Linked DNA regions of Homo sapiens: all the other regions are linked to region 2. The links are chromatin loops, found by intact Hi-C in ENCODE. Cell type or tissue: chondrocyte. All regions are shown on one strand. Region 1 has its middle 27 kb from the start of LINC01218. Region 2 holds the start of LOC124900740 (a long non-coding RNA gene). Region 3 overlaps LOC107986297 (a long non-coding RNA gene). Region 4 overlaps SLC39A8 (solute carrier family 39 member 8).

Region 1 (5,000 bases), 490 kb after region 2:
TAGTATTGGAAGTTCTGGCCAGGGCAATCAGGAAAGAGAAAGAAATAAAGGGTATTCAAATCAGAAGAGAGGAAGTCAAATTGTCTCTGCAGATTTCATGATTGTATATATAGAAAACCCCATCATCTCTCAGCCCAAAATCTACTTCAGCCGATAAGCAACTTTAGCAAAGTCTCAGGATACAAAATCGATGTGCAAAAATCACAAACATTCCTATACACCAATAATAGACAGAGAGCCAAATCATGAGTGAACTTCCATTCACAATTGCTACAAAGAGAATAAAATACCTACGAATAAAACTTACAAGAAATGTGAAGGACCTCTTCAAGGAGAACTATAAACCACTGCTCAAGGAAATAAGAGAGGACACAAACAAATGGAAAAACATTCCATGCTCATGGATAGGAAGAATGAATATTGTGAAAATGGTCATACTGCCCAAAGTAATTTACAGATTCAATGCTATCCCCATCAAGCTACCATTGAATTTCTTCACAGAATTAGAAAAAACTACTTTAAATTTCATAGGGAACCAAAAAAGAGCCAGTATAGCCAAGACAATCCTAAGCAAAAAGAAAAAAGCTGGAGGCATCATGCTACCTGACTTCAAACTACACTAGGAGGCTACAGTAACCAAAACAGCATGGTACTGGTACCAAAACAGATACATACACCAGTGGAACAGAACAGAGGCCTCAGAAATAATGCCCCGCATCTACAACCATCTGATCTTTGACAAACCTAACAAAAATGAGCAATGGTGAAAGGATTCCCTATTTAATAAATGGTGTTGGGAAAACTGGCTACTCATATGCAGAAAACTGAAACTGGACCCCTTCCTTACACCTTATACAAAAATTAACTCAAGATGGAATAAAGACTTAAAATAAGACCTAAAACCATAAAATCCCTAGAAGAAAACCTAGGCAATACCATTCACGACAAAGGCCTGGGCAAAGACTTCATGACTAAAATACCAAAAGCAATGGCAACAAAAGCCAAAATTGACAAATGGGATCTAATTAAACTAAAGAGCTTCTGCACAGCAAAAGAAACTCTCATCGGAGGCAACCTACAGAATGGGAGAAAGTGTTTGCAATCTATCCATCTGACAAAGGGTTAATATCCAGAATCTACAAAGAACTTAAACAAATTTATAAGAAAAGAACAAATGACTCCATCAAAAAGTGAGCAAAGGATATTAACAGACACTTCTCAGAAGAAGACATTTATGAGGCCAACAAACATGAAAAAAAGCTCATCATCACTGGTTATTAGAGGAGTGCAAATTAAAACCACAATGAGATACCGTCTCCCACCAGTTAGAATGGCGATCATTAAAAAGTCAGGAAACAATGGATTCTGGAGAGGATGTGGAGAAATAGGAACACTTTTACACTATTGGTGGGAGTGTAAATTAGTTCAACCATGGTGGGAGACAGTGTGGCGATTCCTCAAGGATCTAGAACCAGAAATACCATTTGCCCCAGCAATCCCATTACTGGGTATATATCCAAAGGATTATAAATCATTCTACTATAAAGACACATAGACATGTATACTTATTGCAGCACTGTTTACAATAGCAAATACTTGGAATCAACCCAAATGCCCATCAATGATAGACTGGATAAAGAAAATGTGGCACATATACACCATGGAAAACTATGCAGCCATAAAAAGATGAGTTCATGTCCTTTGCAGAGATGTGGATGAAGCTGGAAGCCATCATTCTCAGCAAACTATCACAGAAACAGAAAACCAATCACTGCGTGTTCTCACTCATAAGTGGGAGTTGAACAATGAGAACACATGGACACAGGGAGGGGAACATCACACACCGGGGCCTGTTGGAGTGGGTGGACTAGGAGAGAGATACCATTAGGAGAAATACCTAACGTAGATGATGGGTTGCCGCAAACTATCATGGCATGTGTATACCTATGCAACAAACCTGCACGTTCTGCACATGTATCCAAGAACTTAAAGTATAATAAAATAAAATAAAAATTAAGAAAAAAAGAACTGATATAAAGCAAATTAAAATTTGGTGGACTAAGATTTAAAATCTAATACTAAGGAGCATAGATGCAATTTCATCCCAATTATAATGAGAAAAAAAAGAGTTGCAGAACTTCAAGACAACTTATATTTTTTTCTTTAAAAAAGAGAAGTGTTCCAACTTTGCTTTCCATCTGTAATTTAGAGAGACTGTTGATATAATACAGATATTTAAAACAACACATTTATTTTGTCATTTATAGGTAAAGGTAACATTTTTACAATAAATGAGAAAGTAATTGTTTTATGAAAGAAAACTGAGCAATGGAAAGAACATTGAAATTGAGTATTTGAAATCATTTTCCTCATTATTTCTTTTCCTGAAAATAGTGAGTATCACATAAAAACTCCTACACTCTTAAAAAACTATTAACAGAATCTTGTTTAAAAAATAATAAAAAAATGCAACACTTCTTCCATTCACTTGCAAGAACAACTGACTTACATCAAGGAGATAGAAATTTACTAGCAGTGTTTTAAAAATCAAAATCTTGCATAATCCATGAGTAGAAGCTATTGATTTAGTAAGCACAACCAGTGCAAACCACTTGCATTTGCGTTTATGCTTTTCTCTGCAGTAACATCTTCAGCTATGAAAGCCATTTGAAACATTATTGAAATAAACTAAATAAACTAAACAAAATAGTCACTTTTTGTATTCACAATGGGTTAAACCAGGACTTTTTTAATGGCGAAGAATATTCATTCACATCACTCTCAAAATATCGTCTTTTGGCACCAATAATGAAATATATTATCTTTAAATTAATGTTTATTCCATCTTTATTTTATGTTTAAAATTCATTCCTGTATGTTTTATGGCATATATGTTAGTATTTGTACATTACATATAAATATACATATATTATAGGTGAAAGCATAAACATTTTTACTGAGAAGTCTGAAATCCAAAAAGATTGGTGATAATGTTTTATTAGTCTTTCTACATTTTCTTTCTGGATGTTCATGTTTTTGACCAGCAGGTGTCAATATCTGGAAGTGTGGCTGCATTTTGCCTCCAGCCACACTTCCAGATATTGGGGACATCTTACCTCACTCAACAGGAAAAGCATTCCGCACTCTTCCACAAGTTAAAGAAAAGACAATGAATTGACTCTGTTCACTTGGCAAAGCAAAACAAAACAAAAACAGGGAGAGCCTGTTTGCTTGGTCAAAGATAGTGACCTGGCAGTGCATTTTTGCATTCATATTTATTAACTGGGTTTTAGGAACAACAGAAGTCTTATTGAACTGCAGGAGATTGCTGAGGGAAAGGGGACACCAGAACACCATATTTTAAGGCCACCTGATTACTAAGGTGGGCTTGTGGGAGTGGAATGAGTATGTGCTATGGAGCAAGAGATACTTGGTTTGCAATCCTATTGGTAGTGACCTTGTGCAAGTTAATTAATAGCTCACTGCCTCAGGCAACTAATCTATAAAATACACATTATGATGCCCAAAGCACAAGATGACTATAAGGGTTACGGAAAGTGGTACGAAGAAAGCATCTATCATTCTGAGGTAACTTACAGACTGAATTTAGGAAAATACAAGCACCCTTAAAATAAAGGCTAACAGGATGATTTGCTGTTTCCTGCTTTGGATCAAGGGTGAGAGTTCATTCCAGAATCCAGGGCATTCTCATGCTCTCTCTTGATCTCTCTGTCTCTCTTGCTGTCTCTTTCTTTCTCTCTTATATCTATGTCTCTGTCTACACACATATATAGCTTTTCTGAGATATAACTGACATGCAATAAATCACACATACTTAAAATGTACAATCTGATGACTTTTGAATTTATGTATATACTCATGAAACCAACACAATAAAATTAATAAATACATCTGTCACTCCCCCAAATTTTCTCATGCCTATTTGTAATACTTTCTTTTCCCAGCCCCTGCCTATCACCAGGGAATCATCTATTTGCTTTCTGTCACTATAAATGATTTTGCGTTTTCTAGAATTTTACGAAAATAGAATATATAATATGAAACTTTTTTGTCTGCCTTATTTTACTCAGCATAATTGTTTTGAGATTCATGCGTGCTATTGTTCATTCCTTTTCATTGCTGAGTAGTATTCCATTATATAGACATACCATGATGTGTCCACTGACCAATTGATACTTATTTGGATTGTTACCAGATGTGGGCTATTACCAATAAAGCTGTAATGAAAATTCTTGTACAAGTTTTTGTGTGGATATATTCTTTTGCTTTGATTGGAGTAAAATGGGCAGGAGTAAAATGACTAGGTCAGATGGTAGGTATGTATTTATCTGTTAAGAAATCACAAATTGTTTTCCAAAGCAGATGTATCATTTTATATTCCCACCATCAGTGTATGAGAGTTCCAGTTGCTCAATCTCTGCCCCGCAACACTTGAAATGATCAGATATTTGAATTTTAGACACTGTCACTTTAATTTGCATTTCTGTACTAACTTTTGGTGTTAGTACATCTTTTCCTATGTTTATTTTCCATGTGTATATCTTCTTGGGTGAAGGGTCTATTCAAATCTTTTATTACTTCTTTATCAAATTGTTTGATTTCTTATTGTAAGCATTAGTGTTCTTAATGCATTCTGTATGTAAGTCCTTTATCTTATATGTAATTTGCAAATATTTTCTTGCAGTATGTGACTTGTTTTTCAACAATGTCTTTCAAAGAGTCACAGTTCTTAATTTTGATGAAGTCCAACTGATTCACTCTTTTCTTTTAAGAATTATAATTTTGGCATAGTTTCTAAGAAATCTTTGCTAAATCCAAGGTCACAGATTTTTTTTCCTATGTTTTTCGCTAGACACTTGTTAGTTTTAGAATTTACACTTCAGTGTATGACCCACGTTGGGTTAATTATTATATATTATGTGAGATATGAACTGAAGAGTTTTTGTTGGGGGAAGGAGTATGGATATCCAATTTTTCTG
Region 2 (5,000 bases):
TATCTATTCATCTGCTGATGGACACTTAGGTTGCTTCCAAATCTTGGCTATTGTGAACAGTGCTGCAACAAATGTGGGACTGCAGGTATTTCTTTGATATATTGATTTCCTGTGTTAAGCGTATATACCCAGCAGCGGGATTGCTGGATCATATAGTAGCTGTATTTTTAGTTTTTTTGAGGAACCTCCAAGCTGTTCTCCATAGTGGTTGTACTAATTTACATTTCCACCCACAGCGTACGAGGTTTCCCTTTTCTCCGCATTCTCTCCAGCAAAATGTATTGAGATTTTTATATGCCTGTTTTAATATTTTTTCCCTAGGAAACTATAGCGATAGTCTCATTAGCAGATAGATGCAAGCCAACAGACTATTTTCTGCGTATATACCATTCTTATTTGGTTAAAGTTCAGTCCACTGTCAACCTTGTCCAGATAAGCTTCATTTCTTACGGAAATCTCTGATTCATGTTGTCTTCCACAGAGCAGAATGGGTTTACTAATTTCCCAAACTAGATAAAGTCTCTCCCACATACTTGAAGAGTGATTAACTGCAGGTATTTAATGGTGCTAATTTAATGATAACAGTGCTGTAAATTCTGTCTCAGAAACAAAGTTAACAACAACCAAAAAGATTTGGCTAATTGTACAATTGCCAAACTTGACTTTAAAATACTCATGTCTTCAGAATAGCTATCCGTAGTGGTAGGAACTTTATACATCCATGGAAACCGCTTTAATAGAAAAGGTCAACTTTTCAAATAATACATTCTTAAATCTTCCTATGTAAAGTAATTTTTAGTATAGCATATTTTTACAAATAAATTTAGCACATTAATTTTTACATATCCTGCTTACTCAACACTCTCAGGCTGATTTTCAGTAAAAGACAGGATTGGTAGGTAGTTCAGAAACTTAGAGAAATTAAACTGACTTATAAAAATGCTGTTTCTCCTCTGAAAACTGAACAAGGAGACATGTTTCAGACATTAAGAAGTTTATTCACTGATTCCCAAAGGAAAAGGCATTGATTTGTTTTTACTTTTCACCAAGAGCTAAAATGAACTCTGCTGTTTTGGTCTCCTAGCTTCTCTTGGTACTGTCGTTATCATACTACAACTGTCCATGCAATGCATGGTGAGCAGGTGGCTTTAGGGATAGCATTCACTGGTGTCCTGGGGGGCACACTGTCCATGAGGTAAACAAAGAATAATGCAGCTTATATACATTATAAAAATAATTGCTTTTTACCTTCTAACAGTTTATGAGACTTAGATTTTTTTGTGACATATTTAGAATTAAAGTGGGGAAGAAGAATTCTATTTACTGTACCTTTAAAAATGTAACTCAATAAGTATATAGTAAGGGCCTGCTATATATTAGGTAGCATGCAATGTGAACAATATGTGATTTGTGACTTGGAAGGGTTGCCTGACTTTCAAGAGAGGTAGGCACATGGAGAAATAAGTAACTGTACTATGGTATGATAAATGATATAATCCAAATCTGTAGTAATACAATTAAAGGTAGAATTCATTCTGCTTGAAGAAGTGGTATGTTATAAAAAGATACAGTAAATTTGTGTTTGAGTTGAGTCCTAATGGGTAAGTTGGAGATTAGGTATGTTATGAAAGGTAAGAGGTGGGCTGGATATTCCAGAAGGAATAGTATGGATGAGGGCATGGATACATGCTACTACATTATACGACCAGGGCTGGGCTGTGAAGTGGAAAGATAGTTTGCAATTACGGTAACATGACAGCTGAGCCATGGGAGTTGAAGGGGTATTTAGGTGAAGGTTGAGTAAAGAAGAGGCAAATTTCTTGGAACAGAAAAAAGACTGAGTAAAGACTAAAAGAAATCAGAATTTAGTTAACAATAATTTATCAGTATTAGTTCACTAATTGTGACAAACATACCATCAGATCTTAATAAGGGAATAAGGGAAACTAGGTATGGTGACTCACTGTACTATCTTTGCAACTTCCCTGTAACTCTAAGTCTACTCTAAAATAGAAAGTTTATTTTTAAAAAGGATAAAAAATATAACATGGTCTTGGAAGATACTTTCGTTGGGTGTGTCTCCCAGGAGGGAAATTAGTCACGGGACATTTTTTGAGATTATGGGCCCCTGAGCTGAATTCTTAGCAATCTCCCTCTTTATTTTCTGTTACATAGAAATGGAGTTAATCTTTACCATAGACAAGTTATGTCATTGTTATGCCCTCTTTACTATCATATTCCCCTGACCACCCATAAAATTTGGGCTATTTTATTAAAAAGAATTTCCCTATATTTGATAATATCTACTCATAGTATTTAGTTCCCACTCTGCAGTTCACTAGCATTCAGTGGGTGTCTGTGCCCTTCGTCCTTTGTTTCTGTGATCAGGAAATATGACATTTCATTTCTTTCTATAACTTTTCTCTCCCTTTAAGAATTTAAAATCAAGTTTAAACTGAGCATTCATTCTTCTTTCAGGAAAACAAAACAAAACACTGTTACCTACCCGGATCTGCCTTCCAGCACATTCGGTACAAACCCACCAGAACAAATACTGAAAGTGTTATTACAATCAAAGCAATAACCACCGGCAAAATAATACCTAAAAAGAATTGGAGACATTGTCAATTAGAGTGGCTACTGAATTTCACAGCGATAGTTTGGTAAGTGAGCCAAAGCATGAGTACTTCCTTTCTTCTTTAAATATCATTCTATTAAAAACATATTTTAGGCAAAGATTCCTCTGATTCATGGGGTTTGCTCTAGTTGTCATCTTTGACATAACCACTTGATGTCAGTCTTGTAACCTTTCTGAAACAAAATTCCAACCTTAAGAGAGAGTGCCCCCATCTTCCTGGAGACTGAAGAAGTGGGGAGATGGGAGACTGGAGAAGCAGAAGATGTACTCTAGATTATAATTAAATCCTCATTCACTCATTACATTTTTTAGTACTTTATAATGAAGTTACCAAAATATATATAACCCAACGGGGATTGCTTTAGTCCTAATGCTGGCTTTCTAAAACACTCACAAATTTCTTTCTATAATAATACCTTAAAACTAGAAAAGGCATAAAATAATGTAAGTAGATACCACAGTGAAGATGATTCTTGAAAATGAACATGATTCAAGAGAGATGTGTATGTGTGTCTGTTTGGGGGAGTGATGTTGCTGCAGTAACTTAGGGTGAGTTTTTCATATTTGTATTAAGAGGAAGAGTATTGCCTGCCTTCCTTCCTTCCTTCCTTCCTTCTTTCCTTCTTTTCTGATGGTTATTTCCAAGGTTAAAAGTACAGTGATAAAAGCAAGAGAGCTGTCATAGACACACAACTAAAGGAAATTAAGATGACTATTAGTTTAGCATATTTGCTTTCATATGTACTCCTTATATATTTATCAGGGGTGAGACTTACTCTCCAATTCATCTGTAGGATGGTTTACACTTCCATTGTCAGAGTTAAATATTTGTTTTAAGTAAGTTCTGCTGATTTCATAATAGACCTTAGGTGAAATCATTATTGCCTCCCAAATGAAGATGCCGTGAATCAGCAGGTCAGTAATTTCTATGATGACTTATTTAATGGAATGGGTTTAACTAAACTTAATAGAGCCTTTTATAATAACAGTTTTGAATATTGTCTTTTTATTCTTAATTACTAAGGAAGTTATTTAATATTCTGTATTCAGTCTTAGCACACACATAAATGTTATATGACATATATAGGTTTTAGTTAAAATGGAACATTTCTTAAAGGCCGTTTTTAATGTTCTATGAAGGCAAACAATTCATTTTTTGATATAATTTATTTATTATTTTAATTATTTACTTGACAAAAATAAAATATATTCAGGGTATACAACCTGATAATTTGGAAATAATTCACTTTTATGGGGACCTCTACCTGTGCATTTTGACTTATCTGAAACTAGTCCCATCGAGTCATCCTTGGCCCTTGATCGTAATTGTTAAACACTAAACTAAGAAAAAAATTGCCAAACTGTGCTTTTTTTCCTCTTCTGTTTTCTTTCTTTCTTTCTTTCTTTTCTTTTTTTTTTTTTTTGTCATTAAGACTCACTTGTGGGAAATTTTCAGAGCAGGCAGCAGTTAGATGGGATTGTAATGGGATTGCAGGCTCAGTAAAGTTGAGAAAAGGCTGCCCATAATCTGATTCCTCTCCTTTACTGGTCACATTCAAACATTCTGCATATCTACTGCCATGAATGAAGGCATTGCTGTTACTCACTGGAATAAGACCGGCTGGTTGCTGAAGTGCTTGCATTTTTTCCACCCTCAGTGCCTATTACTTTAAGAAAGAAAAAAACAAGTCACTTTTGGTTAATGTGTGCCAATTCTTGCAGTCCTCCCTCCACCCTCATTTAAGGAAACAGCCATGATTTGTAGGTATGATGCTGCAAGTGCAAAAGATTCAGTCTCATTCTGAAGGAGCTCTGTTTTGTGAGTCAAGATTGTTAGGGTTTCAGTCAAGAAAGGGTCAGGTAGAGCAGATTTCCACTCAGGCACACAGATATCATACCTTGAGACTGTGAGGTGTTTTCTGGAATTGTAACTGGTATTGAGGTTAATGTACCAGTTTTAGAAGGTGATGCATCTGGTTGTAGAACACTACCTGTATGAAAATTACAAATGCAGAATCAGGCTATGGTATTAAGCCTTCATATGGGATTTCTTTGCAGATTCAAACAGTTTGCTTTTCTGAAGATCTGTGAAAACTATTTATTGTCAAATAGTAGGATAAATGCAATCATAACACTAAACCATAAGTTCATCCATTCCTCCTGGAAAGATAATTAAATTTAGAATCACAAAGCCTGAGTATCAGTTTTACATCTTCAGGAACTCGCCAAGAAAACTTCAGTAAGTTTTTTAGCGTAGATTACAGCCTGTATAACCTACTGCATAAGATTCTTGTGGGATGTAAATCTATGCAAAAGCATTTTTCAAATTTCAGATATTATAACTTTGGGTGATAGTGTTTTT
Region 3 (5,000 bases), 1.3 Mb after region 2:
TTATATTTGGAATCTAAAAACGTCATCAAATGCATAGAAACAGAGTAAAATTGGCTGGGCGCGGTGGCTTACGCCTGTAATTCCAGCACTTTGGGAGGCCGAGGTGGGCGGATGACGAGGGCAGGAGTTCAAGACCATCCTGGCTAACACGGTGAAACCCCGTCTCTACTAAAAAAAAATATAAAAAATTAGCCGGGCATGGTGGCGGGCGCCTGTAGTCCCACCTACTCGGGAGGCTGAGGCAGGAGAATGGCCTGAATCCGGGAAGCGGAGCTTGCAGTGAGCCGAGATTGCGCTACTGCACTCCAGCCTGGGCGACAGAGCGAGACTCCGTCTCAAAAACAACAACAAAAAAAGAAACAGAGTAAAATTATGGTTACCAGAGGCTTGGAGTTGGGGGATGTTGGTCAAAGACACAAAATTCATAGGAGGAATAAGTTCAATAGATCTATTTTACATCAAGGTTAAAAACAATATATTGTATACTTGAAAATTGTATACTTGAAAATTTTAAGTGTTTTCATCACAAAAAATGACAAGCAGGTGAGGTAATGCATACGTTAAATAGCCTTATTTAGCCATTCTGCAAGGTATACATATATAAAAACATCACATTATATACCATAAATGCATACAATTTTTATTTGTCAATTTTTAAGTCTTTAATTAGGGATATTAAAACAAAATTCTTCCCTTAGAGCTACACTTTCAGCTATATGGTAGATTAGTTTAACTATAAGTCCCTCTCACTACAAACCCCTACATTCTGAGTAAAATATACTTCTTAGTACATTGTTAAGGTTATAAAAAGAAAGGGAAATCTCTAAGCTCACCCCCAAAATATTTATGAGTAGAAACCAGAGCTGTGATCTCAGACCAATGAGCCGACAGAAAAGGCAGGGTTGACCTTAGCTAAGCACTTCAGTAAAAGCAAGGTAAGGAACTCAGCCTCAGACTCTCATTGAGCCTGGATTTTCACAGAAAGAAAAGTGGTCCCAGAAGAGCCATGTCCTCTGGCTATAAATAAAAGCAAATTCAAGTAATCTTGCAGAAAAGCATTTCCAATTTCAACTCTAGAGATTTCCATAGATTAAGAACAAATAACTGTGAGCTCAAAACAAAAAAAAATAATAATAAAAAGCACAAGGATATGAGGTAACTTTTCTCTCTTGGTTTTTCTTAATGGTTTTTGGATGTTAAGAAAGACTACTTAAATCAAAATCATTTTTTCCCTGTTTTTCTTCTGTCCATAGCTAGACTGAAGTTGCCAGCCGTCCCCCTAGTAGTTAGTTATGGCCTTGTGACTAAGTTCTAGCCCCTATAACGTGAGCAGAAGCAATTTATACAACCTCTGGGCCTTCCATATGCCCTCCTCCATGTTCTTTCTTCCTCTAGCAGACACTGATACCAATAACAAGATGACCTTAAAAGCCATTAAATATAGATAACAAAGGCTCCATTTCCACTTTCCTGACAAGTGATCATGTTGGGACAGAGCAGGGAGTCTTCACAATACCTACTCAGCAGATGGATGTGACCAATGGGTAAGGTTCATTCTTCCCTTGGGGAACCTTCATTGTGTTTATTCTTCCCATACTCCCTCATTATCAGACCGTAAGGATCTGTTCCTGTTCCTGTACCTGATGCAGAACAGTGATGGTTTCGAAGATATCTGAACATTTGGCTGGATGGGGTGGCTCTTCAGGACAGAGTGAATATGTTCTAAATGAAGCAAGAAAAGCATGCATAGATTCTGTTGGTTAGAGCTCTGGCAAAGACTGCTAGCTGTCCACTAAAATCTCTCACTTATCTTCTTGAGCATGCAGTAAATTGGCCCTTCCCAGCATCCCTGGCCATGTGGCCTTGTGACTAAGTTCCCACCCCATGGGATATGAACAGAGGTTAGGCATGCCACCTGCTGGCCTGACCTATAATAACTTCCTACATGCACTTGTCCTCTTTCTCTCTTCTGGTTAACCTGGATAGAGAAAAATCCCAGGGTGAATTTGAAAACTACTTGTTGAAAATGGTACATCTATCATTAAGCAGAGCTGCCACAGACTGGGAACCTCTACCGCCGATCTGGGGACTGTGACAAAAAAGAAATACTGTACATTTTTTTTTCCTTTCTTTTAGCTAACAAAATAGTTTTGTTGATTAAAGTTGTTTAGCTTTCTCTATTGCATACAAATTTCTTACCTAAGCTTATTATGTGTTATATTTTAGTGGAACTCAAGTTTCAAGATTGTTTGCTTGTATTCTAGCTTACAATTTAAATGCCTTACATTTGTATATTACTCTTACATTTCATAAATTCTATTTTATTTGATGTATACCATAACCCTCTGAGATAGGCATGAATTAACATCTATATTTTAATATGTGTTCATTATAATACATGTTTAAATAACTCAGAAATCTACATAAAAGCATATCACCAGTCAGAGAGATAGATATGCTATCATCAGATAGCATGCAAATGTTTGACCATACATTTTTAATAAAGTGAAGCCAAATGCATGTAATTAATTCTATGTGTACTTTTACTTAACAATACATTTTTTTCAATATTAATATTCTATTCCATCATTGGAATGCTTAGTATCCTAAAAATGTAATCACAAACATTTGTATACATACATCTTTATTAGCTTATCTACTTATTGTTTCTTTACGCTATCACAAAATTGTACGGTCAAATGGCATGTTTACAGCTGTGATGTACATTGCCAAATTGTTCTGTAAAAAGGCATGAGTCAAAAGTTCTAACAATGTTTGCTATATTTCCTTATTCCATTTCTAATACTAGAAATTATTAATCATTTTAATACTTGGCAATTGTTAGAAGATAATAATACTTCTTTTTTACTGTGAATGTTTACTATTAGTAATTCTGAATATTATTTCTTTTTCATAGGCAATTTATACTTACTTTTAAAATTAATTTCCTAATATTCCCAAATTTCTTTAGCTTTTTTATTTCTATAAATTCATTTGGTTTGATTAGTTTACTGTAGTTCTGTATATTTTAAGAATAATAAAATCTTTGCGTTTTGCATATCACAGATTTCATCTTTGACTTACATAAAAGAAAGTAAGGTTTAAAGAGGTTAATTGACATGTCTAACATATATGCTGCAAAATCATGACTCTATGCTAGGTGTTCTGACGCATGTTTTGTTTTTAATTAACCTTCGTCATCACCTTTCTTATAAAGAGGCAACTAGAAATAAGGTAAATAGATGAGAGAATGATTGCACTTTGAATATGTGTTCCTTTGAAAATATTCTTAGTGTATTTATTCAAGTAGAATTTATTCTACTCCATAGGAAACTAATCTTTCTTGCTTTTTCCTGAAGACCTGATATAATTCCTGGCACATAGTAGGTACTTTACAAATATTTGTGAATGGGTGAATGAATGTACTGTATCCTGTGGTGACAGAAAAATGAGTCACAATCTCTGAATTAAAATAACTCTCGATCTTGTGGAGGTGAGAAAACAGACAAAATAGCACAAAATAGAAATAGGCATAGGATGCATCTGATGTCTAAGTAAATATTAGAAACAAAGACTCCTTAATCCTCTTCCTCAAATATATTAGCTAGGAGCACATTATCTTATAATGTGACTTGTTTCTTCTTTTTTTAGTGAGAAGTCATGAGGGAATGGAAACCATACTGGTATTGGGGCTTTGGATTCAGATATACTTGGGCTTATGATCAGCTTTACCACATTACCATGTTCTATCTAAATAATCCTGGATGGAGTAGTCTCTGTGAATCTAAATTTCTTTACCTGTAAATGTCATTAAAATGTCTAAATCCTCAACAACTGGGGGGGTGTCTAACTGACAATATATATAAAGTGCTTAGCTCTTACAAGGTACTCTAGAGGCATTGGCTCTTTTCAATGTTCCTCAGATAAACTATCTTATAAGTTATACAATATTAAAGATTATTTACCATTTTATGCCCGTGATCATAGCCTTTTGAAATCCATTAATAGTTTATTATCCAAATTTAATCTTCATAATTAGCAGAGCTTTGGACAATCAGCAGCATACTTTTACCATGACACTGTGTACCCCTGTCTTAAACAGAATAATTTAGAGGAAGATATTATGTACTGAGAGTTTAAATTATTTATTTATTATTTATTTATTTATTATTATTATTTTTGAAATGGAGTTTCGCTCTTGTTGCCCAGGCTGGAGTGCAATGGCACGACTTGGCTCACCGCAACCTTCACCTCTCAGGTTCAAGCAATTCTCCTGCCTCAGCCTCCCGAGTAGCTGGGATTACAGGCATGCACCACCAAGCCCAGCTAATTTTGTATTTTTAGTAGAGACAGGGTTTCTCCATATTGGTCAGGCTGGTCTTGAACTCCCGACCTCAGGTGATCTGCCCACCTTGGCCTCCCAAAGTGCTGGGATTACAAGTGTGAGCCACCGCGCCTGGCCAAGAGTTTAAATTCTTAAAAACATAAATATACATATGACACAAACTTTTAAGTTTCCCAGAACATAGAAAACACCAAGTAATAATATAAAATACTGATATGCTGTTTATTTAAGAGAAATTATATGTAAATGCTGAAGAGATGACTTTTAATAAAGATTATATGGTATTACACTGCCTGTTCTTAGACCATAATTTTATTTTCCAAGTGGGTGTTAGACACATATTATTGATCAGGGCATGCTATTCAGAATAAGTAATAATTGGCAATTCACTGAAGCTTGTGTGTGTGTTGAAATTTTATGCACTTCCCTGCTGTGGGAGTGTGACAAGGATAGCCCTTGGGAGCCAATGTTCACATTCCCCAAGATGTAATTCTTCTCACTCACGAGGAACTACCCTCCTTCCCACTTTGGTACTGAATAATGACCAATTCTTTTCTAATTTCTGTCATTTTTCCAGGAAACTTTGGACTAACCTGATTTATGTTATGTTCAATTACTTGTGATTCATGTTGCAATATTGAAAACGGGAATTTTA
Region 4 (5,000 bases), 1.8 Mb after region 2:
ATCAGTGAGAAAGAAGCTGTAGTAACATCAGTGTTGGAGAATCTTTATTTATTATAGGGTTAACCTCTTGTACCGTAATGGACCTTAAATGAGCACAGAAGTCTGGTCTCCAAAGTGAGACCTAAAGGAAGATGATGCCAACCAGAGCATGGAGGACAGACTGGAAGTTTTCCCCTGGCACAGGCCATCAGTAATCAGCTGTTGATATGCCTATGTTAATTGTCTGGTAAACTCGTGGTGCTGTTTTGGCTCTTCTCAACTAGTTCACTTTTTAAAAATTTAAGCACCTCATTAAAGAAACCCTTTTAGATGTGGTAAAGCGAAACAGTCTACTAGGTAGGGCCCTACTAAGTAACGAGAGATCATCATAATACTATTCAGAGACTATTAAAATCGTCGACTCTTGGGTTGGCCATGCTAAGCAACTGGTATAGAAATAAGCCATGGCGGGGTTAGATTTACAGTTTGAGCACATCACTGATTTCCTATTTATATCTCTCCCCCATAATACCAGATACATGGTAGTCACTCAACAGGACAAATATTAAATAACAAATGACACAATACATGGTTTCAAAAGGGTGTTTACTATTTGGCCAAACAATATTTTTTAATTGTCAGTCATAAAGTGAAATACATACTAAAATATATATTAAATATTCACCAAATCTGCATTGCTGCTACATGAAAACATTTTTTGGTCTGTTGGAAAATGTAATTCCTGAGATCATTGTTGGGCTTTGTCAATCATTTTCCTCACCATCAAATCACCTTAAGTGACTTGGGAGTGTGAATCTAGGATGTTCAATTTTAGACCAATTTTCTCTATCTTCTAAATGAGTAAACAGGCTCTGTCTTTTATAAAAGGTAGAAAAATAACCATGGTGTGCTAATTTTTTTCAAGGTATACCATATGGAAAAGTATAGGCTGAACACAAAGGAAGTCTTTTCTGAATGGCTCTCGATCACACATAAGGAACATATGTTTTCCAGTTAATCTGTCCTTGATGTACAGCAGTCCAGCTGTTGTTTTGCATTTATTAAAATATTCTCTGCTAAATAGTTATGTTTGTCTTTAAAAGTAAATTGCATAAAATTACATCCAATTTCTTTCTCTAAACCAACATATTCTTCACCTTCACAAAGCAAACACATGGTGCACTGAAACCGAGGTGTTACCAGCTTTACATACTGTTCTGCCATTTGTGAGGGGTGCAACCACAACATAAGTCAGAAAAAAAGCTATCCAGCTTTTCGTGGAATCTGGTGAAGTTTATACTTAGCGATAAGCCTCTAAGCCTGAACTTAGCAGGGCTAGCAAAACTTTATTTATTTCCTAACTCCTATTATTTTAGAATGGTTTTCAAAATAATACTGCAAGTTCCTAATTGAAATACAAAACAGAACAAAAAGCTGTGAGAAATCTTTTTTTTCTTTGGCTCCTTAAAGACTTGGAATAATTTATATTAGTGTTGCATACATTTTACCTTCTACATTTTGATGTACTTGCTCTTGAAAGCACTAGAACAAATTAATTGAAATAAAACCTCTCTGAAACCATTTGAATCTTTGATCCTACCATAGAGTTTTAAAGGCTTTCAGGATATAACTTGTATTTTCCCCTGAGTCTGAGTGTCTACATGATTATAGAATGCATGTCTCTTGCTTCATGGTGATATCTAATATGCATGGAATACTGAAAAATAGGTATTTCCCAAAGGCTCCTATATACCAGGCATCTCAGACTGACACTGAAAACCTTTTGAAGCATTTTTAACAACAAATAATGGACTATTTCACAGACTGATGCCAATAATTAGTTTTCTGGACCTACAGTTGAAAGCAAAATTATCTTTTTAACTAAATAGGATCAGCTTCAAAATCCTTTTTGGAGATGTTTTTATCTATTAAATGCCTTTATTAACAACACCATCTTCCATTTTCTATTACTCCAATTCGATTTCTCCTGCATACAAGGTAATGAGTAGAATGGCTGTGAATCCAGTTAACATTCCAGCATTCTGAATCATGAAGAAGGTGAAATCGGTTTTTCTTCCAGTTACCTTTTCTCTCAGCATATCATTCATCTCTGGAAACTAGAAGACAGATATATTGTTAGATAACTGTTGCCATCTTGTGGCAAACCACAAAACAGTCACTTAGAGGCATACCTTGGAGACAGTGTGGGTTTGGTTCCAGACCAGTGTGATAAAGCAAACATCTCAATAAAGCAAGTTACATGAATTCCCAGGTTTCCCAGTGCATATAATAGATATATTTGCATTATACTGTAGACTATTAAGTGTGCAATAGCATAATATCTAAAAAGGCAATGTATATACCATAATTTAAAAAAATACTTTATTGCTAAAAAATGCTACCAATCATTCGAGCTTTGGGTGAGTTGTAATCTTTTTGCTGGTGGAGTCTTGATTCCATCTTGATGGCTGCTGACTGATTAGAGTAGTGGTTGCTAAAGATGGGAGTGGCTGTGGAAATTTCTTAAAATAAGACAACAATGACATTTGCAACATCAATTTATTTCTTTCATGAAAGATTTCTCTGTAGTGTGCAATGCTGTTTGACAGCATTTTACCCACAGTAGAAATTATTTCCAAAGTGGAGGCAATCCTCTCAAACTCTGTCCCTGCTTTATGAACTATGTTTATAGAATATTCTAAATCCTTTGTTGTCATTTCAGCAATGTTCACCAGGAATAGATTCTGTCTCAAGAAATCACTGTTTGTTCCTCCGTAAGAAGCAACCCCTCATTCATTCTAGTTTAATCACGAGATTGCAGCAATTCAGTCCCATCTTCAGTCTCCACTTCTCATTCTAGTTATCTTGCCATTTCCACTACCTCTGCAGTTACTTCCTTCCCTGAAGTCTTGAACACCTCAAAGTCATCCATGAGGGTTGAAATCAGCTTCTTTCCAATTTCAATTAATGTGGATATTTTGACTCCTTCCATAAATCACAAATGTTCTTCATATCATCTAGAAGGATAAGTCCTTTCTAGAAAGTTTTCAACTTACTTTGCCCAGATGCATCAGAGGAATCACTATCTACAGCAACTAGAGACTTACAAATTATTCTTAAATGATATGATTTGTAAGTCAAAACTACTCCATGGACTGATCCATGGACTGCGGAATGTATGTTGTGTTAGCAAGCACAAAAACTTTCATCTCCTTGTACATCTCCATAAGAGCTCTTAGGTGATTTGATGCACTGTCAATGAGCAGTAATGTTTGAAAGGAATTTCTTTTATTTTTCTGAGCAGTGGGTCCTAACAGTGGGTTTAAAATACTCACTAAACCATGCTGTAAACAGATGTGTTATCATCCAGGCTGTGTTGTTCTATTTCTAGAGCACAGAGTGGATTCAACATAATTCCTAAGGGCCCTAGGATTTGGGGAATGGTAAATGATCACTGACCTCAACTTAAAGTTACCAGCTGCATTAGTCCCTAGTAAGACAGTCAGCCTATCCTTTGAAGATTTGAAACCAGGCATTGACTTCTCTCTAGTATGGAAAGTCCTGGATGGCATGTTCTTCTAACAGAAGGCTGTTTCAGCTACACTTAAAATCTATTAGTTTAGTGTAGTCACCTTCATCAGTGATCTTAGTTAGATCTTCTGGATAACTTTCTGCAGCTTCCCATCAGCACTTGCTGCTTCACCTGACACTTTTATGTCATACAGATGGCTTCTTTCCTTAAACCTAATGAATACACCTCTGCTAATGTCCAGTTTTTCTTCTGCAGCTTCTTTACTTCTGTAAGCCATCATAGAATTGAAGAGAGTTATTCCTTGCTCTGAAATAGGCTGTTGCTTAACGGAATGTTGTAGCTGGTTTGATCTTTCTATCCATACCACGTAAATTTTATTCATGTCAGCAATAAGGCTGTTTTGCTTTCTTATTATTTGTGTGTTCATTGGAGTAGCCCTTTTAATTTCCTTCATCAATCCTTTCTTTGCAGTCACAACTGGGCTATCTGGCAAACAAAGTCTAGCTTTTGGCCTGCCTTGGGTTTCAACATGCCCTCCTCACTAAGCCTAATCATTTCAGGCCTTTGATTTAATATGATAGATGTGCAGCTCTTCCTTTCACTTGAACACTTAGAGGCCACTGTAGGATTATTAATTGGTGTAATTTCAACATTGTTGGGTGTCAAGGAATAGGGAGGCCCAAGGAGAGGGAGATGGAAGGATGGCTGATCAGGGGTGCAGGGAGAAAACACACACAACATTTGTCAATTAAGTTCACCATTTTATACGAATGTGGTTCATGGCGTCCCAAAACATAATAGTAACATCATAGATCACTGATCACAAATCACTATAACAGATATTATAATAATAATGAAAAGGTTTGAAATCGTTTAAAAATTAACAAAATGTGACAGAGACAGGAAATAAGCCCATGCTATTCAAAAAATGGCACTGACAGATTTGCTTGAGGCAGGGTTGCCAAAAACTTTCAATGTGCAAAAAACCTAGCATTTACAAAGTGCATCAAAGCAATGTGCAATAAAACAAGGTGCTCCTGTAATAGAATGCTGGGAGGGGTGGTATGATCATTTACTTTGGATGTTTAAAGGTTTTAGTACTGATAGCTTAATAGGAATATCTAGTTCTTTCAGGCATCAACAAGAGTAAAAGTACTGAAGTAGTATTTTTCTCCAACTGAATCAATCAGTGGGATGGAATTTACCTCATTTTATGTTCTCTTTCTCCTTTTCCATTACCTGCTCTCTATGCTTCACCCAACCCATTCTTTCATGACCTCAAGTTTACCCAGCAAAATCTTCACATCTACCATCACCTGTACCAGAACTTGTATTTCTCTAATTTTTCAGTGGACTAAATCCTTCACGTTTTACCTTATATCTTGCTAAAACACTTTTGCTAGCTAATCCTAGTTTATTCTAGATTCCTTTATTATCATCTCTCATCATATATTCTACTTTCTCTCTTATTTCATAGCATTTTTTATTA

What was found. A loop is a pair of places that touch in the nucleus more often than their neighbours do. Peaks named below come from ENCODE experiments on the same cell type or tissue, not always from the same donor. Only the 100,000 strongest peaks of a DNase experiment are listed, where the experiment ranks them.
Region 1: a loop joins it to region 2, with 2.5 times the contacts of the local background. A loop is called at or near these places in 5 of 110 quality-filtered maps.
Region 3: a loop joins it to region 2, with 8 times the contacts of the local background. A loop is called at or near these places in 15 of 110 quality-filtered maps.
Region 4: it touches region 2 in a loop (7-fold over the local background); 9 of 110 quality-filtered maps call a loop at or near these places.

The regions. Positions count from the first base shown.
Region 1 is chr4:100,904,572-100,909,571 of GRCh38, forward strand. No RefSeq gene overlaps it. Among named protein-coding and RNA genes, the nearest start is that of LINC01218, 27 kb to the left of the region's middle. In chondrocyte, CTCF peaks have their summits at 3,050 (motif pointing right) and 3,262; no DNase peak of the experiment used is centred here.
Region 2 is chr4:100,418,776-100,423,775 of GRCh38, forward strand. EMCN (endomucin) reads right to left here. Exons shown (of 12, transcript NM_016242.4): 6 at 4,537-4,629; 7 at 4,246-4,305; 8 at 2,507-2,602. LOC124900740 (a long non-coding RNA gene) reads left to right here and starts at 2,596. Exons shown (of 2, transcript XR_007058203.1): 1 at 2,596-2,663. In chondrocyte, a CTCF peak has its summit at 2,795; no DNase peak of the experiment used is centred here.
Region 3 is chr4:101,728,799-101,733,798 of GRCh38, forward strand. All of the region lies in intron 2 of LOC107986297 (a long non-coding RNA gene), which reads left to right. Among named protein-coding and RNA genes, the nearest start is that of BANK1, 59 kb to the right of the region's middle. RefSeq lists a silencer at 1,814-2,108. In chondrocyte, CTCF peaks have their summits at 1,921 (motif pointing left) and 2,123; no DNase peak of the experiment used is centred here.
Region 4 is chr4:102,261,098-102,266,097 of GRCh38, forward strand. SLC39A8 (solute carrier family 39 member 8) reads right to left here. Exons shown (of 9, transcript NM_001135146.2): 9 at 569-2,096. The coding sequence ends at 1,947. Among named protein-coding and RNA genes, the nearest start is that of SLC39A8, 82 kb to the right of the region's middle. In chondrocyte, CTCF peaks have their summits at 2,146 (motif pointing left) and 2,346; no DNase peak of the experiment used is centred here.